4 separate regions of the Mus musculus genome follow, and all the other regions are linked to region 4. Evidence: chromatin loops called from intact Hi-C (ENCODE). Cell type or tissue: left cerebral cortex. All regions are shown on one strand. Links, peaks and the distances in the headings refer to the core of each region. The heading gives the core; the rest is flanking DNA. Region 1 overlaps Mosmo (modulator of smoothened). Region 2 overlaps Gm5737 (predicted gene 5737). Region 3 overlaps Vwa3a (von Willebrand factor A domain containing 3A). Region 4 holds the start of Pdzd9 (PDZ domain containing 9).

What was found. A loop is a pair of places that touch in the nucleus more often than their neighbours do. Peaks named below come from ENCODE experiments on the same cell type or tissue, not always from the same donor. Only the 100,000 strongest peaks of a DNase experiment are listed, where the experiment ranks them.
Region 1: it touches region 4 in a loop (3-fold over the local background); 24 of 42 quality-filtered maps call a loop at or near these places.
Region 2: a loop joins it to region 4, with 7 times the contacts of the local background. A loop is called at or near these places in 40 of 42 quality-filtered maps.
Region 3: it touches region 4 in a loop (10-fold over the local background); 25 of 42 quality-filtered maps call a loop at or near these places.

What each region holds. Positions count from the first base shown.
Region 1 is chr7:120,723,570-120,731,227 of GRCm38, reverse strand. It overlaps Mosmo (modulator of smoothened), which reads right to left. Exons shown (of 3, transcript NM_001164580.1): 2 at 4,896-5,108; 3 at 1-751. The coding sequence ends at 567. Among named protein-coding and RNA genes, the nearest start is that of Vwa3a, 12 kb to the left of the region's middle. In left cerebral cortex, for the core only: a CTCF peak has its summit at 3,467 (motif pointing right); a DNase peak (open chromatin) is centred at 3,470.
Region 2 is chr7:120,819,945-120,827,602 of GRCm38, reverse strand. Gm5737 (predicted gene 5737) reads right to left here. Exons shown (of 12, transcript NM_001370881.1): 7 at 6,898-6,980; 8 at 5,270-5,407; 9 at 4,266-4,331; 10 at 1,476-1,539. Among named protein-coding and RNA genes, the nearest start is that of n-TLtag1, 12 kb to the left of the region's middle. In left cerebral cortex, for the core only: a CTCF peak has its summit at 4,089 (motif pointing right); DNase peaks (open chromatin) are centred at 2,298 and 4,107.
Region 3 is chr7:120,750,860-120,758,517 of GRCm38, reverse strand. It overlaps Vwa3a (von Willebrand factor A domain containing 3A), which reads right to left. Exons shown (of 34, transcript NM_177697.3): 3 at 5,860-5,983. Among named protein-coding and RNA genes, the nearest start is that of Vwa3a, 15 kb to the right of the region's middle. In left cerebral cortex, for the core only: a CTCF peak has its summit at 3,644 (motif pointing right); DNase peaks (open chromatin) are centred at 3,655 and 6,408; H3K27ac peaks cover 294 bases.
Region 4 is chr7:120,666,449-120,674,106 of GRCm38, reverse strand. Pdzd9 (PDZ domain containing 9) reads left to right here and starts at 3,764. Exons shown (of 4, transcript NM_001040136.2): 1 at 3,764-3,941; 2 at 5,548-5,727. The coding sequence starts at 3,911. In left cerebral cortex, for the core only: CTCF peaks have their summits at 909 (motif pointing left) and 3,768 (motif pointing left); a DNase peak (open chromatin) is centred at 3,756.

The DNA.
Region 1 (7,658 bases), core at 843-5,842, 57 kb before region 4:
AGAATTTTTACATACATTTTAGCAAACAAGTTTTGATCTATTGGCTTCTTGGTGCAGTAATGCAACGGCAATCCATTGTGGTGCCAAAGGCTCATAACATGACAAGGAAATTGAGAATACTAATATCTTAGGAGGTGAGGCCAGCCCCACACGAACCTCCTGCACCCTTCTGGTCCATCATGATTCATAAATACTAGACTTTCCCCCCTCTCAAATGAATCATTAGACATTAAAAACAGATCAACAGAGTCACAAGGGGCCACATGCTTTCAGCATAAAGCACTCTCCTTCACTAGGTTGCTATCACAGTGCAGACTGACTGCCTGAATATGCTCAGGAGATTTAGTCAATATTGTATTTGGTTATGGAAAAGGCTCTCATTCTTTTTTTTAAATCCAAAGTGCATAGTGAGAACAAATCAAAGCAATTTTTCCTTTTCAGCATCAGGTTCATCTAAGCATCTTCCTATGAGAGGACTGCCCAGATGCCTTCTCTTTGTCCTCCCAACCTCTAAAAATAAAAAATAAAATAAAAAAATAAAAAGAGTTAAGCCGTTTAGACATTCGTCAGCCTGGTAAACAGACTTTGCCAGCAAACAGAAGTCCTACTATTGTGAAGAAAATCGATAAGACAAAAAGTACATATGATGACCCAACTACTGTGTTGTTGGGTAACTTATAAGGTTGACCTCCGACTTCATTGATGTAAAATCCTATTGGAAATATTAGGGCAGCCATACAGAAAAGGATCACTGTAAAACAAACCAAAACACAACATTAGTAACATGCTTTGGTGATGTAAAAAAAAAAAAAGAACAATGAAAACTTGGTACAAGACAATTTCTATAAGGGTTTGTGGACTGATAACAAGGCCAAACCTGTGGTAGCACAACCAACCCTTGTCAGAAGACCTGCATGTACTACATTTCACACAGTAACCCCGAAGCCCAGCAAACCAAACACAGGAAAGCTGGGTTACACATCTTTATACAGGTTTTTAGAGGATCTTGAATTATGAACATTAAGGTGTGTGTGTGTGTGTGTGTATGAAGTTCTAACCCTTGTATGTCTGCCTGTCTTAAACATTTAGTAATTAAAGATAGAATTAGGGGTAAAGTTCCAGCTGCCTGTCTGTCATAATCGTTTATAATTAAGGGCAGAGTTGGGGGAAGTCCTGGCCCTAGTATTTAATAGCTGGCCTGTTTCTTTCAATAGGAGAAATATATAGCACGTACTAGAGTGGTAACTAAGCCATGTCAAGACCCTAGCAAAGTGTAGGCTGACAGAAGTGCTAAGTAGACACTGTTCCATTACGTCCCAGCTGTCAGCCAGTCCTCCTCGCAGCAGTAGAGGGGACCTAGGAAAAGGTGCAGGAAGTCAGAACGACTTCTCTTACTTTCATTTTCACCCAGCTGGAGAAAGACGGTCAGACCTCTGGCATGGCTAGCAAACTGTCAGAGTGGTTATCTCTCATGGACAGTGTTCCAGAGCAGTAACATCTCTATCAGGTTTCTGAACACACACAGACAACAAAGTGAGGGAGGGAGAGAAAAAAAACCTTTGGGCTTACAAACACAATGAAATATATTTTTCAAGAAAATGTTTCTAGAAAGATTACCAGGAACACCAGTATCTAGGCAGAAATCATGTCTGTCTAACCTTTTACCAAATCCTGTGTCCCCCAGGCTACCAAAGCAATGCTTTTCCCAGGAAACATAAATTATCCACAGCAAGCTTAGCTTTCCTGAGAGAGTTTGTGCCTCTTGAAGGTGGTAGTCAAGAGCTCATGGTCCCGTGCATTTCTTAGGATAGAAGGCTCTCTGTGAACACAGATGAACTAGCTGCTGGTATGAAGATCTGAAACCTTTCCCAAGATAAACCTATCTCCAGGAATATTAAAGGAGCCCTGGACAAATGTATCAGTTGACGATAGCTTCTGGGTAGGTCAATCAGAAGGACTTAATGGAATTTTTTCCTAGATGAACTTCCAATAATACACTAAACAGTAATATTTGCTTGAGTAGCATATCACTTGAGAAACATATCCGTATACTTTTGTGCTCTGTAGCACTGCAGTAGATTATTCTATATTGTGTAGTCAGAAAATCTATTTCATTTTAGACAAATGATTATACAAAACAATATCAAACAAGCAAACAGATTCTTTGTAACTCCTTCAAGTGAAAAATGTAGTGAAAAAACTAGGGTTTGTTGGGTGTTGGTCTTTTTTGTTAACTAGCCACCAATAAACACTTTTAAATAAAAGTGTGCGTGAGTGAAATAAAACTAGTCGACTAGGAGCCACGGGGCTGAGTGGAGTGCGTATGAGCCAATCCTAGCTCCTGGGAAGTACAGGTAAGAAGACCTCAAGTAGCAGGCTAGCTTGAGTTTGCACACACAGTGCGACCCTGTGTCAATACACATACACCATGTGAAACACATGCACTTGCATGTTTATTCTTAAAACAATTTTTCCCTCTGATGTTGAGTAGCTTAGGAAACAGTAAGACAATCCAGAAGCAGTTTAATAGGATGCACAATGTTCCTTAATGTTTAATAGGACGCACACATAATGGTCCTTTATGATGGGCAATAAATACTATTCATTTAGCAACTACAGTTACACTTGAAGAGTATTTTGCAAACTGATTAGGAAAAGCTCAATTAAATTTTGAAAAAGCAATGACTTCCTATTTGATCTTAACTTTAAGGCCTAGGGAAGGAACTTGGTTCCCTGTACTTTCTGGGGTCCAGATGTATGTAGATGGGGGAGGATTTAAGGTATTAAGAGCTGTGAAGTTACTTCAGATCTTAAACCAGCTATCACAGCTGAAGATCAAGCTCTGGGCCCAAGTAAGCTTGCAACAATAGCTTTGTCGCCTCTGTGGCACGGGATGCTGGTAGTGACAATAGGAGCAGTAGCAGATGAGAAGGTAAACCAGAGTGCAAAGGGGCTGGAGATGGCTCCGTGGGTAAGGCGGCACACCTGTGCAGGTCAGCGGTGTGAGTTCAGGTCCCCAGCACCCACACAGAAAGCTGGGCATGCTCATGCGTCTGGAACCTGAGTGGGGAGGTGGTTGGTGGAGACAGATGGATGTCCAGGTGGCTGTCCAATCGGTCTAGCCAAATGGTGAGCGCCCAGTTCAGTGAGAGATCTTATCTCAAAAACCAAGTGGAGAGTGATAGGGAGGACACATGACATCAACCTTTGACCTCCACATGAACATGCACTCACACATGGGCATGCCCACAGACAGACAGACACACACACACACACACACAGCAACGAAAGAATAGGGTTGGACTTAAAAGAAAAACGACTCATTTTGTCTCACATGTCCGATAGGCAAGACCCTTCATGTGGGGCTCTCCTGGTAGAGGGTGTACCATTACACTATTACAAAAATACTACCCTAACTAATGGAAGATTCATATACAGCAGGGCTCAGGTACATCTCCAAGGGCAGGACCACTAGGGGGAGCTAAATTCCTCCCTGGACTGCTCTTCAGCCAGCAAGCAGAGTAAGGTAAATGCCAACCTAAATAACTCACTCCAAGCCATTTTAAGTTATAAAGGTACAGAATAGAGACATTTTTATAAAAGTATCCATTTTTTAGAGTAGATATATGCTTCAATATATATAACTCTACTGTTTAGAAACTTCCAAAAATAGTATGTGCCTCTGGCAGAGAGGTTCTGAGGGCTGGTGACAGTAATGAATGAGACTTCACTTGATTGCCCATCCATAACTCTGAATCACTCTCATACGCACATGCAATTTCAAAAATAAAAGAAAAAGTACATTGCATTTTGGAGGCAACGATATATACTTATTGTTGAAGGGGATGAGAAACAAAGATAAGCCTGGTTCTTCTCCCTCTGTGGGTGGGTATCTTGGGCTTCCTTGCCTCATGTAAGTTTGGGTCATTAGTTTTAAGTTTTTGGCACTCCTTGATATTATATTACTCATTAATGACTGAATCTTCCTGGAAAAGTGACTGTGTCTGTGAGTAGATGAAGAATGGTTTTCTCTTTATTTAAATTCCTCATCAACAATTTTCAGCTAGGGGCTTCATTTCTGTAACTGCTTCTGGCCCTTACTCTCTGTTAAGAGTTGTCTCAGATCTCTGACAAGAAAAATATCAGTTGTTTCTTATTGCTTAATAAGGATAAGGAGTACTTGCTCGCCTCAAAGGCAGCTTGATCTAAATTTTAATATTAAGGGAGATGTGTAGACAAAACTAAAACAAAGTCAGAAACGAAGTTCCAAAGAAAGCTGGAGAGACAGGGACTCCTGAGGGTGCAGTACTACCCTGTAGCCTCTAAGGATAAGCTTCCAAAGTGTTCAGAAATTAGATCAGTTTTGCAAATTACAAGTTAATATTATATGTAATATATAAATCCATGATACTGCAGGGAATAGCTTAGTAGAGTAAGAAACTTTGACAATTACTACAACAACTAAATGTGTTGGTTTTTCAATGGTCATTCAACCCAGAAGAAACAAAAATCGACAATATTAAAAAGCAAATGACTGCCTTCACCTAAGTTATATGTTTTCCCAGATTTATCTTTATTTTGCTGGCAGACACCAGTACTTTCCAGAAGTGGAAACCACTCAGACTACTGGTAGCTCCACAGCACAAACCTGAACCACTTCAGTTACAGAAAGGAATAACGCCTCATTAAAAGAGCATCCACACAACGCAGTTACAGCTGTGGGTGGGCGTCCTGGTCTTGCAGTGCGGACGCTGATGGGACTGTGTGGTCTATTTCATGGCCAAGTGAGTGGTGCTCCAGGAAGATTTACCGCTCCTTAGGACCGATCTTGATAGTCGTCGTGAAACTGCCACTGTGCTGCCTTCTAGAACAACTTAGTAAGCATGGCTACTTACTTCCAGTGAATGCTATCCATCGAGCATATTTTGTAGCTTCTCTTCGCCAGTGGGAAGCCACCAGCAAACCACATGTGACAGTCAAGGAAATGATTCCCATGATGATAAAAAACAGGGTGGTGACCCATTCTGGGGGAAGCCGAGGAGGGATGCAGGTCCGGTCTCGTCCATGGATTGTCTGACACTGCCGCACCAGGCCCACAGTGAGTGCTCCTGGGAAGATGCAAAGGGAGGGAGTACTTCAGTATGCTTGGCATGCCCAGGGAATATGCCCCAGCAAACCCCTTTCAAACTTAAGTCTTGGTATCTGTGTGGACAATCCAAGCATTTAATCAAGGAATTCTCTTCAGCAGTCTGCTGCTGTTTATAATGATACAGTGCTTGGATTAATGTAAAAAATGAACATAAGCAACAAGAACAAGCCTCAGGAACCATAAAGGACAGTTAGTTCAGCCATTTATTGAACAAACACATGTCTTTCTGTCATGACAATCTTTCTACAAGGACTAGAGACTGGAGCCCAGGTTGACTGTATACGCTCAGGAGTTGGCCTCCTAAACAGGTTTTCAGAGTACTTGTGTCAGGCACTGCTCTAGTTCCAGGGAAGACAGCAAAGCTGCCGGCTGGGGCCCCGGCCTTCCTGAGTCTGCACATTGGCAGCAAGACCTGGTCTTCTCTGCTGCTAGATTCAAGACTCATTGAGTAGCTCTTTATTTTGACTGAGAAAATATATTTTAAGAAATTAAACACAAACTTTGAAATATACAGAATGATAATATATAAAATTACATAATGCATTAAACACTAAATAGTTATCAAAACTAAAAGGTTTGACTATTTTTATTACTATATAAGAGTTAACACCATCACAGGATAACAGGAAAATGCAAGTTATGAAGCAATCTGTAAAGTACCTCTGACATCATTAATTTTCAAAAACTGTATTAGTAGTATCAATATGTATGGTGGTGTAAAAGAGTGATGTGTGTGTTGGGGGTGAGAGGGGGGCATGCAGGCCAAAGGACAGCTTTGTGGAGCAACAAGAACAAGCTTCTCCCATACTGATGTGGGTTCCAGGGATCAGACATGTGGTCCAGCCTGTGTAGAAGAAAAAGTGGTGAAAAGGCTCCATAAAGCTGTAAACCTGAGCTATGACCATCCCTCTCTAATGATAATCTATCTGACCAGAACTCTGAGAAGATAAACAAATCCCTTTCATAGTACTGCCACCCACTCTGTCCTCAGGTGCTGCTTGGAATCTAGAAACTGAGAGTTGCTAGGGGATAACATGACTTCTTAAGCAGTAAAAGGTTCCTCTGAATGATAAGTTGAGGTGGGGCAGAGCCTTACTATGCTAAAGCATTCTATTTGTAATTCTGGAAACAGAGAAGGCATTCACAGAAGCGCCCGTGAACTCCTAACCGGAAACCACTCCTGATCATTCAGCAAAAGACTTTTGACAAACTACCTCTGTGTAGTCGTGGAGCTTATAAAAGCTGCAAATGTCGTGATGAAAGACACTTGCACACAACACTGCACTGTGGATCTCTACTATGGAGGCAACTGTCTTTACGATTCAACACACAAAAGCAGCTTGACTGGCAACTCTCCCCACCTACCCACTCGAGATCTGCACTGAGGGTTACCTTGTGCCCCCAAATCGTAAGCTCCTACCCGGTGCATTGGACTGAGAGCTCTCTCCGGCATTCTATCTCTGAGTCCTCCCTGCTCTCTGACTAAGCACAGGATGAGGATGTCCAGTGTGCCCGCTGATTGTCAGGCTCTCTGAGTAAGACAATCTTTGTTGCCTCCCCTGTCTAGCTAAACCACAGCAAGTAAATATGAACAGAACAAACAATAAAGTGAAAATGTTAGGTATAAGCAAATTGGAGAAAACCTGATGAATGTTGAGCTGTAAGGGGTTCTGCTCCTGTATTGATAAAATTCCTTATTACAAGCAAGCAAGAATGAATCCTCAGCACCTCTGAAGGGAGGAGATGGGCGAAGCAAGCAAACGTTTATGATAATGTCGCTCACTCTGCCCTGTAGCTGCTCTGCAAGAAAGGCCAACTAAATTTTAATCAGCAATTAGAGGGTACTGCATAAAAAAAAAAAATCCAAATATTTTTCCGTGTGCTGAGTTTGTGGTTAGTAGTGTGTGCTCAATGCATGAGGCTCCAGGTTCAATCTCTAAAATTCCACAAAAAATTACTACATGGCTCTCAAATGCTTAGCATTGTTAGAGCAGTGAGATTCTCAAAACAATACTCTTGTGCTTCCAGTGAAAACAGATTTTCCTCAAATAGAGAAGGGTTAGTGTCAACCGTGGTTAGTCAATGCTATTCTTTGCATTCTGGAGTAAGACTGTATGTAATCTGATAACATCAATGATGTAGTCACACATATTCTATTGGTTGAGAGAGTCTGCAGTCAATTGCTTTAGAATTGAGATTTTGTTAATGTCCACACTTTGAACAGGCCTTTAAATTGCATCTTTATTTCAATGAATTGTCTCTGGCCCACCTTTTACCTCCATTAGATTCTTCCACACATCTTGTCTGCATCACACAGCCACACTGGTGATGTTAAAAAGTAGCTCTGAGGAATAGTGGTGTACTGGGTACTGAACTCAGGGATCCTCTAACTTCAGAAGTGGGGATTACAAAATAACAGAATACACCAGGGCATGGTAGCATACGCCTTTAGTTCCAGCACTTGGGAGGCAGAGGTAGGTGGATATCTGAGACCAGCCTAGTCTACAAA
Region 2 (7,658 bases), core at 1,742-6,741, 150 kb before region 4:
CTTCCCAAGTGCTGGGATCAAAGGTGTGCCCCACCACTGGCTTCTCAGTCTCTCTCTCTCTTTTTTTTTCTTTGGTTTTTTGAGACAGGGTTTCTCTGTGTAGCCCTGGCTGTCCTGGAACTCACTTTGTAGACCAGGCTGGCCTCGAACTCAGAGATTCACCTGTCTCTGCCTCCCGAGTGCTGGGATTAAAGGCGTGCACCACCAGTGCCCGGCTTCTCAGTCTCTCTTAAATGACGTTTCATTCATGTGTTTCGTGTATGTGTTCATGCGTGTGGGTGTATATTTGCCATGGCGCATGTGTGAACCACGCAGGACATCCTTGGGGAGTCAGTTCTTCCCTTCTACCATGTGGGTCTCAGAGATTGAACTTCCCTAAGATCAGGCTTGGTGGTGGCACCTTTACCCATTGAACTATCTTGCCAGTTTTCAAGTTCTCTCTTTTGAGGCAGGATCTTACTATGTAAGACCAGACTGGCTTCAAACTCTCTAGGTAGCTCAAGCTGATCTTGAGCGCATGATCCTCCTGTCTCAGCCTCCAAAGTGCAGATTCCCACACCTGGCTCTCTCCTATTTTGATATGCTGACTTGGGTAGGAGAGGGAGGAATTGGGAGTGCTTCCCTTCTGTCCTGACACCATTGCTTCTGCCAACGTGAAGATGCACCAAAATGCAGCTAGCTTACAGAGAACTGTTATTTATATACAATCCTTGCAAGTTGTCATCACCTGGGCTACAGGTAATGCATATCAATCATTGTGGCAGAGTACAGAATACAGAAATCTCCCACCTGGGTAACAAGTTTACAAGTCTTTGATTTCAGTAACATCCCAAATGCATTTAAAAAGAGTAGGTCCAGCCTCTGATGCGACAGAAACACAGCCCTTTGTGACTTGAGGGCTACCGTTCCCTTGGGCAGCTCACAGCAAGCCTGATGCCTGCTTGCGCTCTTATTAGGAGGCCAGCAGAGGGCAGCAGCAGGGCACACTGTCCTGGTGGGGTGGGACCAGGGAGTGGGAGCAGATACTGACCTGCAGGGGTAAATGGGAGAGTCCAAGGTCAAAGTCTCCACATGCCCCAGACTTTGGAAGAGGGAAGCCTCAGGCCTCCTCTGCCTTTCAGCTAAGTCTGAGTCATAGCTGCCTCTCTCCTGTCACTGCACCACTTGAGGCAGGCCTCAGAGCTCCAGTCTCTTCTTTTACAAGAGTTACAGTCACAGTTACAGTTGTTAGAGGCTCAAACTTAAGCGGGGTAGGCCTATGATCAACACAGCTGTAGTGATATCGAGACATTTGCCCCTCTGCGTGCAGGGTCTGGCTGGGTGTCCCTGCACAACCTATTTAAAGTCCATCACCCTCACCCATGGGGGCCTCGCTGGCCTCATCCTAGTCCAGGCCTTGGGTTTCCAATAATGTAAAACACACATGTTGTTTGCATACCTGGCCCACGGGATTTCACACTCAAGTTCTTCCTTACCTGTCAGATAAACACAGGAGGTCGGTACCTGGATCCAGGGCTGACTGTACCCCAGCTTCTCAAACTGCAAGGGAACACGGTCTGACATGAGAATGGGTTGTTTAGGCACTGGCTGGTAAAGAAAGACTACCTGCTTTCCATATCTTCCTGGCAGGGCCTCTCTCTCTCTATGTAGACCAGCTTGGCTTCAAATGACAGAAATCTGCCTGCCTCTACCTCTTGAGTGCTGGAATCAAGGGCATTTACACTATGCCTGACATCATCACCACCATCATCATTTTGCACACCAATCTATTCCTTGATCAGGATAATTCAAATAGTTAAAAACAGAACAAATCTTTTTTTCCCTGTTTATGTGGTGTGTGTGTATGTGAGGGGGGGGGCGGGGCACGTACTATGATGCATATGGAGATCAGAAGAACAACTTGTTGGAATCAGTTTTCTTTTCCAACCACATAGGTCCTGGGACTCTTTATTTGCTAAGCCATCTCTTATCTATTGGTTTTGTATTTTCTTTTTTTTTTTTTTTTCTTGTTTTTTTTTTTTTTTTTCGAGACAGGGTTTTTCTGTATAGCCCTGGCTGTCCTGGAACTCACTCTGTAGACCAGGCTGGCCTCGGACTCAAGAGATCCACCTGCCTCTGCCTCCTGAGTTCTGGGATTAAAGGGCGTATACCACCAGTGCCTGGAATAGGGCAGGTTTTTAAACTTAGACTGTTTCACACCATTTAGATTTTTACTATATCCACCCACACATGAATCTGTTCCCAGGTTCTTAAATAGAATCTGGTTTTTTCCCCCTCTTTCAGAACTGACTGTACTATTAAAGAAAAAGATAAAGCTCAGCAAGTGTGTGGAAAGCAAGAGGAAGTGCTGGAAGAAACAGACGGGCAGGGAGTGAATAGAGCTGTCCACCTGGATAAAACCTCTTCAAGTCAAAGCTAAACTAATGAAGGCAGGCAGGCTGGAAAGAAAGGGAACACTCTCCCACTGCTGGGGAGCACTCTCCCACTGCTGGGGAGCAGACAGGAGTCCTGCAGGCTCTGGAAAATACTCTGGCAGTTCTTCCACGGGAAGCTAAGCTTAGAGTTACTGGTTAGCCCGGAAACTCCATAGAAATACACAGTAATGCAATCCCAGCACCGTGTGTGTGTGTGTGTGTGTGTGTGTGTGTGTGTGTGTGCATGTGCACACATGTGTACCTAATGAATGACAGCAGAGGTTGTCCTCTGACCCTAGCAGGCACGTGTGCTTACATACATGTGCACTTGTATACACAGGTGCAGACATACACATATCACAGAAAAAGGAAAGGAATGAAGTCTCTACCTAATACATGTCACAACGTGGATCAACCATGGAAACTAAGGGGGAAGAAGCCAGACAAAGGCCACTCCTCCCATGAAACAGCCAACATAGGCAGGGCAGTTGAGAGAAAGACTCACGTTGCCTGTGGTGGGTTGGGCTTGAGGGTAAATTGATACAGGGCCACGTTGCCAACAAGAGAGGCCTGCTTTACTTTTCTGAAGATGAAGACCTATTCTAAACTTAATTATGGTAATGGTTGTAAAACTCAGACTATAATTTAAAAAAGAAAACTATGTTGAATTGTATCCTTTCTGTAGGTGGATTGCATAACTTGTAAGTTATATCTGAATAAAAGTACTTTTTAACATAAAAAATTACAAAAAAACCCTCTACATGTATGAGTGTTTGTTTTTTTAAAATTTATTATTTTTATTTTATGTTCATTGGTGGGTTTTTTTTTTTTTCGAGACAGGATTTCTTTTTTGTTTGTTTGTTTGTTTTGAGACAGGGTTTCTCTGTGTAGCCTTGGCTGTCCTGGAACTCACTTTGTAGACCAGGCTGACCTTGAACTCAGAAATTCTCCTGCCTCTGCCTCCCAAGTGCTGGGATTAAAGGCGTGTGCCACCACATCTGGCTGTTCATTGGTGTTTTGACTGCTTGTATGTCTGTGTGAGGGTGTTGGACCCCTTGGATCAGGAGTTACAGACAGTTGTATGCAGCCATGTGTGTGCTGGGAATTGAACCCAGCTCTCCAGCTCCCATGTAGGGAGGCGTGTTTTGCTTGTGTGTATGACTGGTGCTTGCGGAGGCTAGAAGAGAGCATGGGATCCTTTGGGACTGGTGTTACAGATGGTTGCTAGCTGCCATGTGGTGATGGGCCTTAAACCCAGGTCCCTGGAAGAGCAGCCATCGCTCATAACCATTGAGCCATCTCTCCAGCCCCTGGAAATGCTCTTTAAATAGAGCAAACCAGAGCTGCCACTGGCCCAGCAGGACACGATAACCCCTATACCTCTACCCAGGTTTCTGTGCTCACTTTCCAGATGGGCCTGGTCCAAAGGAGACTGTGGGTTGTTGAACGAGGTCAGGGGTCTCAGAGACCAAACTCCCTCCTCCCTCTAGGATCTGGTGACCACATACCTGCCTAGGGATTTCAAGCAACCTCCCCTTTCAGTGTAGGACCACTTGTTTTAGCAAGGGCCCTGGATTCCATCGAAAAAAAGAAATGACATTAGATTCACAGGCCAGAATCAGTGCAAATCAGGAGGCAATTATAGAAAGGTCAGTGTCAAAAGCAGGAACACATGGTTCCACTAGGGGGCAGTCACAGCCCAGCTTCGGCTCTCCCAGTGCCATTCAGGCACGTGCCAAAAGGGTTGGCTTTCTAAGGTAAATTCATGGTTTTGGTGGAAGGAAAGGATACAAGGACAGAGGGTGGGGTTGAGAGACTCACTCTGGGCTAGGGGTCGGGGAGAACACCTACCAGTGGGGCCATCCACTCAAAGAGGTTGACACTCTCCCCATCATTGATGTAGTATGCTTGCCCGCTCTGAGGGTGACAGGAGGGAAGAGGTACAGTCAGGTGTCTGCCCACAGCCTGATCCCCTCTTTCTCCTGGCTCCTGGAAGCTCCTTCGGCCCTCTTGTCCCCCTAAGCAGTTCTGGGAAGAGACCTGGACAACACCTTAGTAAAGCAGTATGTGGTTTGACAACGCTAAAGAAAGACAGGGTAACTCTCTATGAAGAGCTGTAATTGGCTTGGCAGAAATGATGGTATTCTAAAGAGACATGGATGTTGTGGGCCTGGTGTCTGTCAATCTGACTATCAGACTATTCAAACAATAGACACCCCCCCCCAAAAAAAAGAGAATTTCTTTAGGGTACTCATATTGGGAAACTGGAAGGGCCCTAGCCAGAGGGGAGTTTATCTCCTTTCATTCAATTGTAACAACTACTCAGACCACCTAACAGTTGAGGACTAAGCCCACTTAGTGACCTTGAGCAGGACTGTGGAAACGTGCATATTCCAGGGACTCTATTTAAACTTTAATCTCACTTCAGGACCCCAAGACAGACTGGAGGGATCACTGGGTCCTTTTAACTCTTGTTTTTCAAGACAGGGTTTCTCTGTGTAGCCCTGACTGTCTTGGAACTCGCTCTGTAGATCAGGCTGGCCTCGAACTCAAAAGATTCATGTGCCCCTGCTTCCTGAGGGCTGGGCTAATTTGATTCTTATAATTGGCTTCTGAAGGATTGACTTTGGCCCCGAGTTTGGTAATAGGGTGACCACCCTGACAAGCTGTGTGACTCCGAAGGACTCACAGGACCTCACTGTACTTCATTTTCTTCAGCAAGATGAGTATCATGAGGACTGTGACATGCTTCCGTTGGAAGCTGTGATGTCACAGGGTCACGGTGAGCTAATTATGCTCTCTGACAGTTCTGGGCCTCCCTCCTTATGGGGACAGGGATGTCACAAAACACTCACAGCCACGTAGCCTTTAGCCATGGTGAGACCCTCGGCCGCCAGCATGTGTGCCTGCACCAGATTCTGCACATGGACCCAGTTCATGCGCGTCTTGCGGTCCCCAAACCGGAACATGAACAGTCTCTTCTTGATGTGGCTCTGGCATGGGGGAGAGGTGACAGTGCAAGCTCACCTGGGTGGCTTTACGCCTTGTATACACGCTCATAGGCTAGACTCCCACCTCCCATGTCCCAAGTTGTCTGGACATCTCTGCTTTCTTGTCTCATAGATAACCTTGGGCCACCTTTGAGCTTCTTAACTTTTCTCATGCCTCACATTCAAACTAGCTGTAAACCCAGCTGCCTCGACCATTATGTCTGTTCAGAATCCAGCCACACCACTGCAGCCCATCTCGCCTTGGGAGCGACAGCAGCTCCAGTATGGATTCTGTATGCATCATAGTTGTCCATTCCCTCTGCACCACCTGATCTGATGAATGCAGAGCACATGGGCTGCCATATGAACACTGAAAGGCAGACAGTGCCTGAAGCCCTTCCAGACGGGGCCAGCTCCTTCACAACTCCTTCTATGGACCCCCTCTACTCCTTGGGCTACCATGACCCCAGGGCTGTCTGTCTCTTCCTGGACTTTTGAGGAGATGCCCCGTGTAAAGGATGCCCCGTGTAAGGGCTCTTGTCTAAGAGCCTGCCTGACCTGCCCATCTCCTTCCTCCCGTGGGAAGTTTAAAATATTTCTTTCTCCAAGGGGCTTTTCCAACTTCCCCAGAAGCCCAATCCCCTCCATCCATCCACTTTTTCTTTTCTCCCTTTGCGTTTGGCATCTCCCAACACTCTTTATAATTCAGCTTGCGTATTTCTTTTAATCCATCTCCTGGTGTGAGAGCAGAAGCCACACGAGGGCAAGAGCATCTGCTATTTGCTGCTCTGTCCCTAAGCCAGAGCAGTAATGCGCACACTGGAGTAGTTCAGGAAGTATTTGCATGGGGAACTGTCCCTGTAGTTGACCTGTAAGAACTGGGCAGGGGAATATTTGAAGCAGCAGGGCTGGACAGCACTCCCTAGGTGCCCTTCCCAACTCCCACAGTTTTGCACTCAGTCAGTCCCAGCCACAGGGATCTCATTACATTAACCTTCCTCACACTTAGGTCAGCGCTCAAGCTGCTCCTCTACCTGGCATTCCCTTCCTCTGCTTACCTCAGTTTCTCGGGGGTAGGGGTGGGGGTGGGGTAGGGGTGGGGGTGGGGTGGGGGGAATCCCCCTTCCTCCTTCCAGACACCACAGGCATCCCTTCCTCTTCTTACCTCAGTTTCTCAGGGGTGGGGGTGGAGTGGGGTGGGGTGAGGTGGGGGGAATCCCCTTTCCTCCTTCCAGACACCACAGGCATCCCTTCCTCCAGGAAGTCCTCCTGAATCTCTCCTGCCAGGCTCATTTTCTCTAGTGTTTCTCTACTTGGCCGTCACTATGCTAAGTTATGACTGTGCCATCTGTCTCCTTGACTAGGCTGTGAGGACATGAAGCCTAGAGCCCCCTGCAGCCATAGTCCCAGAGCTGCAAAAGTCCAATCAGCATGCACACCACGTCAACCTGACTCCTTCTGTCTCTGGTCACAGGAAGGCTAGGAAGACCTACCGCCACCCGGGGCAGGTGTCTCTGTTCTTCAGGACCATAGATCCCTGGGGGACGGAGCACACAGGTGCGGAGGGTGCCTCCTCCTGGGACAGAAGAGAGGGTGGTCAGGGGCATGCAGAGGAGTGGCACGTGGAGGTGGGGGGCCCACAGCCAATGAGGACGGGAGGCCAAAGCCATCTACCTCTCCTGCTTCTGTATGGAAGGCCCAATATAAATACCTTGTGCTGACAGCAGCCCAGTTTCCTTGGGGACCCTCCCCCTCACCGCCCACAGAGGTCCTTATGGGTGGTGTTCTTAGGATGTTTTAACCTGGAACTATCTCATGGCATCATTGGTATTAGGCCCACAAACCCTGAGGGCATTGGCCATCAGCTCCTACCAGCCCTTGAGCTATTTATGATCTGTCCTTTCTAAACCAGTGACTTTTTTATTCCTACAAATCTGTTTTCCTGACACCTCCATTGTATGTTCCCTTTCCCCATGAATAAGCCAGGGACAGAGCCTTCCATCTTTACCAAACACCTTTCCCTTTACAATGAAGCCCAGTATTGTGGATGATAGATTGGTCCCCCAAAAGATATGTTTGCTACAACCTGCCAATATGGCTGTGTTTGGAAAAAGGGCCTTTAAGGTTGTAGTTAAGGATATTGGTGAGTTGAGATCATTGTAGGTTTTCAGCTGGGCCTAATCCAACTACAGGAGTCTTGAAAGAGACCAACAGAGGCCAAGGAGGCCATAAGAAGGTCAGGAGTCATCTGAAG
Region 3 (7,658 bases), core at 1,709-6,708, 84 kb before region 4:
GTTCTACAGAGCAAGTTCCAAGATGACCAAAGCTACACAGAGAAACCCTGTCTTGAAAAAACAATCCAAACCCAATTCAAACCAACCAACCAACCAACCAACCAACCAACCAACCAACTAAACAAACAAACAAAAAAACCCCACCCATACCAATACCAACATCACAACAGCCATAACAAATCGAATCCCCTTGCTGAGAGCGCTGAACATGAATATGAGGTTGGTTGCCCTGGTGACACCACCCTTATATCAGGCCCCAAATGTGGCTCACATATTCAAGGGCAGCTCACTTTGTGAGGGATTAGACAGAGATACAATGACCAAACGGCACAATAGTAGAATCACAACTTGTGCAAAAATTGGCCCAGCCTGGCTGGGATTTGGTCAATGACTTTTAGTTTCTCATGGTTTTTTGGTTCTTGTTTGTTTGTTTGTTTTTTGCCTCTGCTTCCTACCCAGGACCATCTGGAGAGAATCAAGTATATCTCCCAAACCAATCACAGGAGATACCTTCTTCTGTTGAGTCTTTCTCCACCTGCTGAGAGCTTACCGTCAGAGGTATTGGGAGGCCCTTTCTTCCATATGAATTGTTCTATATTCCAGCCTGTTGTTGAGTCTATCGCAAACACAAGTCATAGGGGCTGCTCCCTTGTGGTGAGCAAGGTCTGGATAAATTCCTGGTTGCTTCTCAGCGGGATGATCTTGCTAATTTCCAAAACTGTATGCTCTAGATCTTTTCAGGTGTGTTCTGTCCCTTAGCGTTCCAAGAGACCTCAACAAACACTAACTGGTCAAGCAGAGACTAGGGCATTCTAGCTCCACCCGGGGCCCAGAACCAGAGCAGTGGGTGGGTGGGTATATAGGGGAATACGTCCTTATTTACCACAGGACTGAGCCATCAAATATGTGATGATACCTTGTGCTTAGTGACATCTGTGTCACTCAGTACTCTCAGCTCAGGCTATGTGCGCAGACCTGGTAGTGGAGCAGAAGAAACTCTACCTCAAGCACTTAGCACTGGTGATGCTTTCCAGAGCTAGCCTTGGATAGCCTTGACTTCAGACTGAGCCAGCCTTCCCTTGTTGATCTCTTCTAGGGTATTTCTGAGTCATTGCTTTGAACCGGTCCCATCCTGGGTGCTCCGGCTATGATGCAAGTAAAAATACTCTTGTCCTCTCACAGCTTGTGTTCTAGTGTGGATAGATGGACAGGGAAATGAAGTCAATATGCAGGAGAGTGTCAGAAAGGAACGCTCTTAAGAAGAAAGCAGGATGAAAAGTGGCTGGAAAATGGCAAGGGTGGTTTTGGGAGGCCGCCTAGCTGAGAGGCAGTCAGAGAAGGCCTCTGAGCCAGGCAACTGAGGGCTAAGAAGGAGCCAGCCCTGCCCACAGCAAGGGAGGCCATGCCAGGTGGCGCCAGGGAGGTGTGGAGAGGCGGGATATGTGAAGAGGGAAAGGGCAACATGAGCTGGAATGGAGTTGCGGTGGTTTGAGTGAGATTGGCCCCCTGGGCTCATACATTTGAATACTTGGTCCTCAGTTGGTGAAGGAACTGCTTGGGAAGGATTCGGAGGTGTGACCTTGTTGGAGGAGGTGGGTCACTGAGGATGAACTTGGAGGTTTCACACGTCCACAATATCCTAGCTGACTCTCTCTGTGTCACGTGGTGTTTGTTGTCTCTGGATGTAAGCTCTTAGCTACTGCTCCAGCACCATGCCTGCCTGCCTGCTGTCATATTACCTACCATGAGGGTCATGAACGAACTCTCTAAAACTGTGAGCAAGCCCACAGTTAACCACTTTCTTTATAAGTTACCTTGGTCCTGGTGCTTTTTAATGAAGACAGTAGTAAGTTAGAAGTGGTGTTATAAAAGTACAGACTGCACACGTATAAGCTGCACAAGTGTGTAGAGCAGGGTTAGGCAAGAGCCTCTTGTGCAATGCCTGCTGCTGTCTGTGTGCTACAGAAGAGCCTTGAATATAGATGGAGTTGGACCATTTACTTCACTTAACCTCAGGTAAAAGGCTGAGAAGTGGTTGTCTACTGAGGGTTTGGAATCCAGCTCAGGACCACTGTGAGACACATAGACACACAGACACAGACACACACACATGTACACACACACTCAGATATAGATACATCACACACACACATATCACACACACACTATACACAGATACAGATACACACACACCACAGAGAGATAGACATACACACATACCACGTACAATACTCAGATACAGCTACACCATACACACTCCACACACAGATACAGATACACACATATATACACTCCACACACAGATACAGATAGATACATACTCACACTCCACACACAGATTCAGATAGACACACACACACTATACACACACACACACAGACACACACTGTACACACAGACACACACACACACTGTACACATACATACACACACTCTACACACACACACACTCTACACACACACACACACACACACAGTAGCATCTGATGACTATGGAAATGGCCTGTCAAGCTTACCCTTGACACCCTTGGTGGCCCATCGTTGGACTTGGGTATATCAGGGTTTTCACTGTTGTGGGCAAGTGGGCTGACTGAAGGCACAAAGCTGTCTACTGCAGTGGGATGAGCCACTCTGCAGAGGACAGAAGACACGGGATGAAAAGGCCGGAAGAGTGCACACGTGGGCCTGTCTGTGCCTCAGCTTTCTTGCAGGCACTTCACTCTCCTTAACTAACTGTGTGAGGGGCAGGTGATGCTAGGATGTGACCTGCAGCACCTACAGTTCTCAACAATGCTTTCGGTTTTCCCTCGATTTGGTTATAAGCAGAGCTGTCACAAAACAAAGGCCTTGAAAACAAAGGCTGCTAGGGCTCCTGTACTGGTGTTGCTCACCTCACATTCCTTGCCCAGGACCAGATTTCAGGAAGAATATGTGTCAGGATATGTGAACTGTCTGATTTCAGGAAGAAATTAGCACTTGCTCAGGATATGTGAACACACACTCCTAATTACTGCAAACACTAACACAGTGCCTAGGCTATGCCGAGCACTTTCTATATAGTAGTTCTGTAACCCCATGAGACCGACACTTTTCTGCCGAGGAAGCTGAGGATTAAGTGATTTGGCCAAGATCGCACAGCTAATGGACCGCGATGGAGCTGGGATTCATCGAAAAAGCTCTGTCAAGTCAAGCTTGTAACCAAACACTACACTGATTTTCTGAATGAGCACGAACCGTAGTTCTCGGCACAAGAGACTGTCTCATTAAATGACTTAATGCTGTGACTACCTGTCCCGCCTTTGAGAGGCTTGCTGCCAGGCACCAGTCTTTTTCTTTCTTTCTTTCTTTCTTTCTTTCTTTCTTTCTTTCTTTCTTTCTTTCTTTCTTTCTTTCTTTCTTTCTTTCTTTCTTCCTTCCTTCCTTCCTTCCTTCCTTCCTTCCTTCTTCTTTCTTTCTTTCTTTCTTTCTTTCTTTCTTTCTTTCTTTCTTTCTTTCTTTCTTTCTTTCTTTCTTTTCTTTTCTTTTCTTTCTTTTTTTTTTTTTTTGGTTTTTCGAAAGAGGGTTTCTCTGTGTAGCCCTGGCTGTCCAGGCACCAGTCTTAACCACCCGCTTCAGGAAACAAGGCTCTGCATCCTGTGGCCACTAGGTGGCGCTGCCCTCTTCCAGGATACTGTGTGCGCAACACTAATCACGCACCCTTTTTCCATTTTGCACTTGAAATAGTGTGTCATGTTTCAGCCTGTGGCTTTTGCCCTGCAGATATCTGAGAGAGTCCATTTCTACACACATCACCTTTGACACTGAGGGCCCTCCTGCTCTTCTGCAAAAGTGGGCATTTAAAATTTTTAAGTTATATATATATATATATATATATATATATATACATATATATATATATATATATATATAACTTAAAAATGTGTGTGTGTATGTGTGTGTGTGTGTGTATATATATATATACACACACACACATATATATACACACACATATATATATACATATATATGTATATGTATATATGTGTGTGTATATATATACAAATATACATACATATATAAATTTTATTAAGAGGTTTTCATACAGTATAAAATATATATTATATGTGTATAATATTTATATATATTGTATGGAAATTATGTATATATATATATGTGTGTGTGTGTGTGTTGTTTATATACACACACATATAAACATATACTTTTCTAGACAGGGCTTTTTTGTGTAGCCCTGGCTGTCCTGGAACTCACTATGTAGACCAAGATAGCCTTGAACTCACACAGTGCTCTGAATGTCAAAGTGAAGAAATTCAATGAAGCGCGGGTAAACGGCAGGAGTAACTATGACTCTCTTAAGGTAGCCAAATGCCTTGTCATCTAATTAGTGACGCGCATGAATGGATGAACGAGATTCTCACTGTCCCTACCTACTACCCAGCGAAACCACAGCCAAGGGAACGGGCTTGGCGGAATCAGCAGGGAAAGAAGACCCTGTTGAGCTTGACTCTAGTCTGGCACAGTCTACCTGCCTCTTACTCCTGAGTGCTGGCATTAAAGGCATGTACCAATATGTCTAGCCCATACAATATATTTTTATCATGTTTTTCTCCAACTCCTCCCAGATCCCTCAGCCCCCGACCTTATGCTCTTTTTCTCTCTCCCCTGAAATACTCCTAGAGAAAACTGATCTTCTTTCTGCTTGTGGGTACCAACAGTGAGTAGCTTCTTCATTGGGGTGGGGGCCCTGGGTCTGTAAAGCAGACACTTTACATGGACAACCCTGACTGCTCAGCGCAGGGAAGTCAAAACCCTCTTACTGCTCTGGGAGGAGAAGCACGAGGCTTGTCTGTAACTGATAAAGCTGGGTCAGGCCCTTCCCATACCTGCGAAGTCAGCTGGTCTGAGATGCAATCAGATGAACAAAGACCCGAGTCACTGGGCGTCACTGTGCATCACTGGACACCACTGGCAGCTGACCCCACTGAATGCCTTCTTCTATCTGTATTTCCTCTTTATTTTTTATATTTAGACAGGGTCTTCTGTGTCCCAGGCTGGCCTCACAGTAGCAGAGAGCTGAGGCTGGCCTTGAACTCCTGATTCTCTTGCCTCTACCTCCAGAATGCTGAGATTACTAGGTCTGTGCCTCCAGGCCTGGTTTCCTTGTTTCAGTCTAGTTAAATCTGCTCTCCCATAAATGCCTAAACTTGAGAGAAGGAAAAGTTGACTGGTTTTCCTGGCTGTTTCATTGATGGTGTTATAAGGCTGGATATCCTTTGACTGATATGGAATTTATATTATAGTGTGGGTTTCTGGTGGGTGGTGGCCAGCTACCTTCCACTTACAACTTGTAGGGATGATAGCTTCCATGGTAGAGAGAATTCAAGAGTTGTCCATGATCTTAGGTAGAGGGTCATTTGTACACGGAATGAATCTGAAACCACAGTGTGGGTTTTTTGTTTTTTTTTTTCCCCTTTTATTTTAAAAGTTAAGCCTTCTGCCCTGGCCCTCCTGTTCCCACAACACTTCCTAAAGTCGACTTCTGGACCTAGGTTTTAGGGACTTCTATAGGAAAAATCTCTGGAAAGAGAGCTTTAGAATCAAATCTTTATACTCTAGGCTTTGATAATGAAACCAGGAGCCTCATATGATCCTAAAGGGGTAATGATGCTCCCAGAGGCTGAAGGATTAACTGTATAGCCAAGACAGAAACTCCTCGTTCATTTCTAAATCTAGGGGGCTACAGAGGGGACCTTGATCATATTCCCAGTGCTGGGTCCTCTAGAAGAAAGAGTTCCGCACATTCCCCGTTCCCTGCTATGGTTTGTAAGTGTCCCTGGTGAACTAAAGCAGTGTGGTTGTTACCAGTAAGTCCTGGGTCTGGTTAACATGTGTAACCAGCAATCCATCCTGTGAGGTTTGGGCGAGGTCATTCATGGTCTTCTTGTTCTCTTGCTTCTGCGGATCTCTGTCAGTGTTTCTGTCCATGCTACAAAACAAAGTGATTTGTTCAGTGCCCAGCCCATGTCGCCTCTCCACCATGAGTGTCTCTCTTTTCCCCTCTCCCCTCCTCTCCCCTCCCCCTCTCCGTCCCCTTTGGGTTCCTAATGGGAATCAGAAACCTTTTTTTTTAGTTCTCTGTGGAAACAGAAAGGATTCCTACAGAGTTCTGATAAAATGGTGGTTTGTGAGATTTTTTTTTGTTGTTTTTGTTTTTCTCTTACAGTTTAGGTAGATCTCAAAAGCCCCACTCTGTGTAAGATGTTGCAACGACCATTTATCAGCTCCCTCTTCAAGGCTCACCACCCTCAATTCTCATGAGCAAATTCTTACTGCTATTTTCATTTGGGAAGCCAGATTTAGCAGGGATTTTCCAGAAATGAATCACCCTGACCGTGGGAAGATATGGCTCCTTTGAGTTGTCATCATGTAACTACCTAAGCCTTCCTCTCCTGACCGGTGCAAGAACACAGATGCGATGGACAGACAGCACTTCTCCGGGTTGGTTCAGCTCAGCTTGAGTGCACTGGACAGTCACCAGGCACCCGCTGCTGTAAGGCTCCGTGCTCCACAAGGGTGAGGCAGTCAATGAGAAGAGCAAGCACTCCTTTGGCACTTTTCTTCTAAGACAGGGCCTCTATGTAGCCCTGACTATTCTAGAATGTGCTATAGAGCAGGCTGGCCTCAAGAAAAAAAAAATCACAGATCTACATCTGTTTCCTGAATGCTGGGATTAAAGCTGCCATGGCCAGCTAGTCTTGGTACTTCTGGTATGTGGGTAAGCAGGTCTGTTGGTCTGTTGTGGGACTGCCATGTGTTCTGTAGGGTGCTCAACAGCATTTCTGTCCTCTACCAGTCAGTTGACAATCCCAAGTGCCCTAGGCATGCCCCTTGGTGGTTACAATTGTCCACAGTTGTAAGGGGAACTTAGCCAAGCCACAATGCTAGCACATGCACCAGGCCAGCCTGCACTGCTAACATTTCTTCTCTGAGCCAATCTAGAATCTGCCAACATGGCTAGAGACCACTGATGCTGGATCAGGTGATGGAGTGAGCCAATGAGAAAGAGACAACACCAGATCTGGCTACTTGAAAGCCAATGAGGTGCAGGGAAGGGTTATAAAAGTTTGCCTAGTTCTAGCAATAAATGAGTCTGCCTTTGCCACTTGCTTGACTCCTGAAGTCTGTGCCTTCTTATCCCCACCCCAAGGGTCTTGGTCAGGGTTGCAAGCAACACCCAGTTGGGAGTCACTGAGGTGGATATTGCCTTTGGATTTTCAGAGTTTCTACTCATTAAAAGTAAAGATTTATTTTATTTTGTGTGTATGAGTGTTTTGCTTGCATATATGCAGTGAATTGCTTGCATGCCTGGTGCCCACTGAGGCCTGGATCCCTGGAACTAGCATCCTGGATGACTGCAGGCTGTCACATGGGTGCTGGAAACTGAACCCAGGTTCTCTGCAAGAGCAATAAGCATACTTGAGCTTTGAGCCATCTCTCCAGCCCTAGAGAGTCTATTCTTTTATTTTCTTTTTCTTTTGGTTTTTCAAGACATGGTTTCTCTGTGTAGTCCTGGCTGTCCTGGAACTCACTCTGTAGACCAGGCTGGCCTTGGTCTCAGAAATCCACCTGCCTCTGCCTCCCAAGTGCTGGGATTAAAGGCA
Region 4 (7,658 bases), core at 822-5,821:
ATTACAAAGTGCATCTTGTAGTTTATTCTGTAACTTGGTTGTCATGAAGTGTGTAACCTGGTCGTCATAAAGTGTTTTGGGTTTTGGGTTTGAGGTTTCCTCAGTGTAGCCTTAACTGTCATGAAACTTGCTCTGTAGACCAGGCTGGGCTTGAGCTCAGAGACCCATCTGCCTCTGCCTCTTGAATGTTGGGGTCATTTAAAGGCAAGTGCCACCACCCTGGCCTTTTGACAGGATCTTAGGTAGACCAGGCTGGTATGGAATTTATACCCTGCCTCTGTCTTTCAAGAGCTGGGATGGCAGGTATGTGGTACCATGTCTGCCTAGTAAATTTTCAGTTCCTCGACATCTTCTAATAAAGTTGACTACAGGAAAAAGAACCACGTTGGTCCAGTGATTTGAATTCCCTTCATATCCCCCATTCTTGGGACATGCTTACCTGGATTTGACGAAACTCTCCTACTGTAATGAGATGCAAGCCAGAGAGATGGCTCAGTAGAAAAGTGCTTGCTTATGGGTCCTGAGGACCTGAGTTCAATGCTTAGGATCAGCATGGTCGAGGGAAAGAACCAACTCCTCTGACCTCTACATCCTGACCAGGACAATGCATGCTCATCTACACATGTCCATGTATACACACATAAATGTAATAAATCCTTTTATGAAATATAGCACTGGTTGGCCCAAATTTCACTGTATAGACAAGACTAGCCTCAAATTCACAAACACACCTGCTTTTGCCTCCTGAACACTGGAATTAAAGATGTGTGCCTACAGGAGCTGGAGAGATGGCTCAGCAGCTAAGAGCACTGACTGTTCTTCCGAAGATCCTGAGTTCAAATCCCAGCAACCACATGGTGGCTCACAACTATCTGTAATGAGATCTGATGCCCTCTTCTGGTGTGTCTGAAGACAGCTATGGTGTACTTATATATACTATAAAAAATAAATCTTAAAACAACAACAACAACAAAAAGATGTGTACCTACATATCAAACCAAGAAAAATTTTTTTGTAAAGCATATAGAAGGCTAGGTATAGGGACTATACCTGCAGTCCTTGTCTTTGGTAGGCTGAGGCAGGGGGACCACAAGTTCTTGGGCAGCACAGAGAGACTGTCTCAAAAAAGAAACAAAAAGCTTATTTCTTTTTATGGCTTAGTGCTCAATTTTGACTTGCTTCTTTTTGGGTCTGCAAGCATCTCCTGCAGGACCTGGGTGGCCCTCTTACTGGATGAGGGCACTGCCATCTTGAGGCAAATTGGAGCCTCTCATCACATCCTCCCACTCACCTATAATCCCTCTTAACCTGTTGTCAGAACCTCTCATGTGACGTATGTGCTGGGTAGCTTAGACCCTCATTTCTAGCTTTCAAGTTGCAGTTGTCACCCATGTCCTGTAAGACAGGCCTGTGATGCCCAGACGTTAGCTTAGTGCCAAGCACTGCTCCCTGTCCCTGTGGCAGCCGTTTGCTGTTTTTCTAGGGATTGCTACTGCTGACGACTCGTGGCCCAGTGAATGTTTTGTTTTGTGTCCAGGATCCATGTTAGTGCGTTTTCTTCCTCTGTTATGCCATACCATTTATAAAGAAATATTACGAATTTCAGAGTTTTCCCATCCCCAAAACTCCCTAAGTTCTCCTAAGGATTGGCCATCATTCCACTGGGTGGTCCAGATCCCGAATCGTTTCTTAGCATCTATACTCCAGGTTATCTCTAGCTCTTGATGCTGTGGGTTGGGTTCTCTAGGAAAGAGGTTGAGTTACAAGGAGTTATTAGAGACTGCTGTTGGTCCCCATATCTCTGGGTGGAGATAGAAAAGAAACAAAACTGAGCAGAGAAATCAGAGACTATAGAGTATCCATGGCAGGGCCACAGCTAGGCTTGCTGGGAGCCCTGTGATAACCCTGCACTGGCCACTAGCTGCTCAAGGGACATGGGGTCCTGAGCAAAAGGCCTTCGAGCAGCATCAGGAGATGGAGGAGAAGTTTACTTAGCTCTGAAAGGAAATCAGGAAAGCACAGCTCTTGAATTTTGTATCACACATTTCTTTTAGTCAGGACAACCCTAGTATCCACTCTAAAGCATTTTTCTACTCGAGAAGGAAAGATCACTGATGGGAATTATTCCCACATTTCTTTTTTTTTTTTTAAAGATTTATTTATTTATTATTATATGTAAGTACACTGTAGCTGTCTTCAGACACTCCAGAAGAGGGAGTCAGATCTCATTACGGATGGTTGTGAGCCACCATGTGGTTGCTGGGATTTGAACTCCGGACCTTCGGAAGAGCAGTCGGGTGCTCTTACCCACTGAGCCATCTCACCAGCCCTATTCCCACATTTCTAATCACTCTCTCCTGGCAGGAAGATGGAGATAAAGGGTGCACTTTGTGACAAAATATACTTGGCACCTGAATGGATTCCAGCCAAACTGGAAAAAGAAAAGGGTGGTCTATCAGAAGAAATGCAGCAGGAGGTTCCCTTTGCACAAAACCCTGCAGGAAGGGGTATAGCCAATGAAAATCCGTCCTGGTTTATTGTTTGGGCAGAGCTAGAGAAACAGAAGACTAAGCTGAGACCTACCCAGGCTCACCCTAAAAGTCTTGGCACAGCACCAGACTTTCAATAGGTGTTTGGTAACCATTTGTTACAGGACAGAGTGCCCCAGGGCAAGGTGGTTAATTTTTTCCTCCATCAGAGTGGTGATCCGCTTCATTATACTATTTTATCTTCTAAAATTTGTCTTCCATAATCTGTACTTTCCTAAAATTCTCTCCTTCATCTATGTTAAAAATACAATTTCCAAGCTGGTCAATGCTGGCACAAGCCTTTAATCCAGCACTTTAGAGACAGAGGCAGGTGGATCTCTATGAGTTTGAGTTTCAGGACAGCCAATGATACATTAAAACAAAACAAAACAAAACAAAACAAAACACAAAACCATGTCTCAAAGAAGAAGAGGGGGAGGAAGAGGAGAGGAAGGAGGAAGAGAGGAAGAAGAGGAGGGCAGAAGGAGAGAAAGAAAAGTTCTAGCCAGGCAGTGGTGTCTTGTGCCTTTAACCCCAGCACTTGGCAGGCAGAGGCAGTAGAGGCCTGGTCTACAGAGTGAGTTCCAGGACAGCCAGGGCTACACAGATTACACACAGTCTTGTGGGGAGTGGGGGATTAAAAAAAAAAAAAAAAAAAAAGGAAATTCAGTTTCCAGGAGGGTAAAGTTTCTGTCCATCTCGTCTACTTTCCTGTCCTCAGCATCCCCGCAAGCCACACCGTGGCTTCCAGTGGATTTTTGTTGTATGAGTGAATTGTGGGGGAGGAGGAATTATTTTTAGGAAATGAAAGGAAGCAATAATCTGTCTCTAATAGTGACTCACTGTTTTCAGGCCATTCTTGGCCCTTTCTCATGTAGAACACACATGAGTAAAGTACACTGGCACGGCAGTTAGAGCTGTTGATGTAACAACGTTTGAATACCACCATTCAGGGGATTCCGGGATCTTCTATAGTCTCCCAGCCTTGTTGCTCACATATGGAGGCCCTCTCCCCTCTATACTCTCACTCTGTCTCCAGTGTTTTCCCACAATGAATGAAGAGGCTTGTGTGAAGCTGGCACTCTGCTCATTCCTGCAGAAAAAAAGTTTTCCATATAATTTTCATACTCTACATTGGAGTAGTTTTCACTCTTGCCACATTTTCCAGGGTCTACTGAAGCCGTGTGGCAACTACGGGGCTGCCCAAAATCTGGGAAGCAGCCTTGCAGCGCCCCCTGGTGGCCATTCGAAGAGATGGACGGATCGAGGATTCCCCGTGGCCTGAGGTCCTCATCTGGGGTCTCGAGGATTCCAAACTGTTGGAAGTTGGGACAGATTCCAGCCTAGGCTTTGGGAGGATCAAGAGAGCCCTGCTCTGAGCAATGGAAAAGGGCTCTCTCAAAAGCAAAAATGGTAAACGGGGAAACAGGACGAGGGTGATGCCTTGGGTTCCAAGCCTTCCTAGATTTGCCTTTCCTGTAAAATGGGCAGTCAGCCACACGTCGGAGTCTCTCACCATTGTTTGTTGGAGATATAACTTTGCATGCAGTGCGATGTTCTTTTTTAGTGGACAGCTCTATGAGTTTCCACAAGTATGTAATACTCTTGACCACTACCACACTCAAACAAGAGAACATGTTCACTCCCCTTAATCGCCCTTTATTCACCCCCATTTCTTGTAGCTTTGTTGTTTTCTAGAAGTTTTTCCATGGACAGTGACTAAACATGGAACCATGTGTAAAGATATTTTTGAGTTAGTTCTTTCACTCTTCTCTCTTTAAACTTTTAAAATGATATTTTGTTGGGTGTATGGGGTTTCGGGGAGACCTTGTGTGAGTCCTCTCTTCCTACCGTGTGAGCCCCGGGGACTGAAGTCAGTTTGTCCAGCTTGACTGCCTTAACCAGATGAGCCGTCTCATCCATCCCACTGCTATTTTGTTTGTTTGTTTGTTTGAAATAAGATTACTTAATAAGTACATTTAACTTGTAAGCTTCAGTTCTCCAACTGAGGTTGTTGGAGTTATCCAACAAAGGTATCTGCTTTGAGAACTGCCGTGAGCCTCTTGAGTCCCTACCACTGGACACGGGAAGCTGAGAAGCCCATCTTAACAGTGATCCTGGAAATGCCCCAGACACACAGACTCGGCCGAGGCCTGGCGAATCTCAGAGCATCACTAGCCCTTGCAGAAGGAGCTGCGTGTGGTACAGAATGCTGTCTTTCCTCCCAGATGCTGTGTGGTTCCACCACTGCCCATTTCTACTGCCAGGCTGTGAGATGCTTGAGGGACTGCAGTCTGCTTTTACTTCTTCTCTCCATTCTGGGCTCCACACAGCAGCCAGGATGGTGATTTTATTCAAAACCATGACAACCTGAGATCATGTCCAGCTTAAATTGCTTCCAAGATTTCCTTAAGGTAGACCTGGATAGCAGCCCATCGCCGGGCCGTGGGCCTCCCCCACCTGCCAATGCTGCTCCAGGCAGCCCCACGAAGGCTGGTTTCCTCTTGCCTTAGACCCTTCTACCCCGCTGGTTGGTACTTTGACTCTGATTCATATTTACTCCTTCAGGGAAAGCTGGTCCCTGTCCCTATGTGAAATTTAGGTCCCTGTTGTGTTCAGAGCTCTCTGGACCTTTCTATTTAGCATCCAATTTGTGTTTACCTGGCTGACTGACAGCTGTGTCTTCTATGAGTCTGTAAGAGCCACAAGGGCAGTTAGCCCACCTGGGTCCCCATAGTTAATCCAGGGCCTGAGCACACTGCTTGTATCAGTAAACACTGTCAAGTGAATGGATGGTGGTAATGGTTTTATTAATGCTGTACTAGACCGTACAACAGCCCTTTACCTGTCCTGTTTAGCTTCCACATACTTTTCAACACTCATTTTCCCAAAGGGGAAACCGAAGACCAGGATGACTGCGACAGGGCTCCTGAAGTCTAGTTTCATGGCTCCGAAGCACCACTGCCATGCTGGTGTTGTCTTGATAAGTCACTGAAACAAATCCCCTTTGTTCTCTTAGAAAAAGAACAACTCTCCAAGGCCAAGGCGTCTGTAAGCAGCTTGAACAAAGTGATTCAGACCAAACTCACTGTGGGCAACCTGGGATTGGGCCTGGTCGTCATCCAGAATGGACCCTACCTCCAGATTAGCCACCTCATCAATAAAGGGGCCGCAGCCAGTGATGGAATCCTCCAGCCAGGTGACCGTGGTTCCCTTGTGCCTCCTTCCCACCTGCCTTCAGAGAGTCAGCCTGACCCTGAAGTCTTCCCATGGCCCAGTTGCCGCCACTCATATACTCCAGTCACACGATATCTATTTGGCTTTTAATGACACTCTGAGTAGGACATGTTCTTACTGTCGTCCTTTTGCGGCTGAGGAGACTAGAGCTTAGTGGTAGAATCTTCCTCGTCAGGTTCATTTTCATTCAGTGGCTCGGAGTCACCTCACCACCCTAGACTGTGCATGGAGACTTCTTTCCAGGGAAGTGCTAATCATAAGCTCACTAGTTGGAGCCTCGTCATGAGATTCTGTGTCACATTCAGGTATCAGTAATACCATATTTATATGCTGATTTAGATAACCAGTATGTCTTTGGAGACACGTGATCTCATTGCACCTTCTCAGCCCCCCTGGGGAGCATTCTGCACTGACCTACTATGCAAAGTATGCAGCCGCATAGGAGCTTGCCCTGGTTCTGGAATTTAACCCCTCCAAGCCTAAGGCTCTACCTCATCAAAATCACCTCACTTCTTAGGTCTCTGGGGGAACATGTTTTCTATCCAATGCAAGACATGGTTTTACCAGTGTTGGCTTTGGCCTCTGGTGCTGTGCCTAGGAGTCAAGGATGCATAGCAGGATGAGGGAAAACCACTTCAGGCTACTTGTTCTGAAATCAGGTCCAAGAACTGTCACCTTGTTGCCTTGTCAAAGTCACTTAGTATTTCAAGCCTCAGGGACCTCTTATCTAGATTGGGAGAGCCCCATCTTTGTTGTAGGTTGTTAGGATTTGGTAAAATGCTGTGAAGAGCTATGAAAACAAGAACTCTAGAAACATGCCAATTAGCTCTCATTCTCATGGCTTCTCTAGAGCTAGTTGTCTTTTAAAATTATTTTTTCTGCATGTATATGTGTGAGTGATATAGAGAGTGCCAGATTGGTGCTGGGGGGGTCTTTCTTTATCATATGTATCGAGGTGGAGTTTCTCATGTGAGCCTGGAGTCTGCAGGTGAGCTAATGTCACTAGCCAGTGTGCACTAGATTCCAGGTGGGCCGTCACATGCACCAGACATGTGCATGGGCACTGGGTACCTGAACTGTGGCCCTCTTGCTTGTCAGGCCCACTGAGCATTGCCTCGGCTCGAGCTGTCTTTGAACAATATGTGTATGGAAGAGAAGTGCTTCTAGATGGCAGGGGACGTAGGGTGGCAGGGGACTGGAGCAGGAGGTTGAGAGGTCACATCCGACCACATGCAGAAAACAGAGGACAAACTGGAGGTGGGGTGGGTCTATAAACTCTCGAAGGTCGCCCCGAGTGGCATAATTCCTCCAACAAGGCTCCAACAACTGGGAGACAAGTTGTTTAAATAACTGAGCCTAGGGGACATACTGGTTATCTAAATCAGCATATAAATATGGTATTACTGACACCTGAATGTGACACAGAATCTCATGACGAGGCTCCAACTAGTGAGCTCTCTGAGCTCTCTTTGAAAATTGTTTTAATGGTTAATTAGTGTGTGTGATCCTGTGCACACGAGTGTATGGCTGTGGAGTTCGGAGGGCATCAGAGCCCTTGGAGCTGGAGTTACAGGCAGTTGTGAGCTGTCTGACACAGGTGCTGGAAATAAACTCAGGTCCTCTGGAAAAGTCACAATTGCTCATAACACAGAGCTGTCTCTTCAGCCTTAAGTTCGATTTTTAATCCATTGTGACTTACCCACACTGTGACCCATTTATTGTGTCCACACCTAAGGAATGAACAGTGAATATCTTTCCCAGGTGTTATACAAACCATTTGCACTCCTGTTATTCAAAATGTCTGCAACATTCCTGGAATGTAGATAGTGGAGTTTGGGCACTTCAGGAAGTGAGATAATCTGTGGACTGTAGAGATAATTAGGGACTTCATGC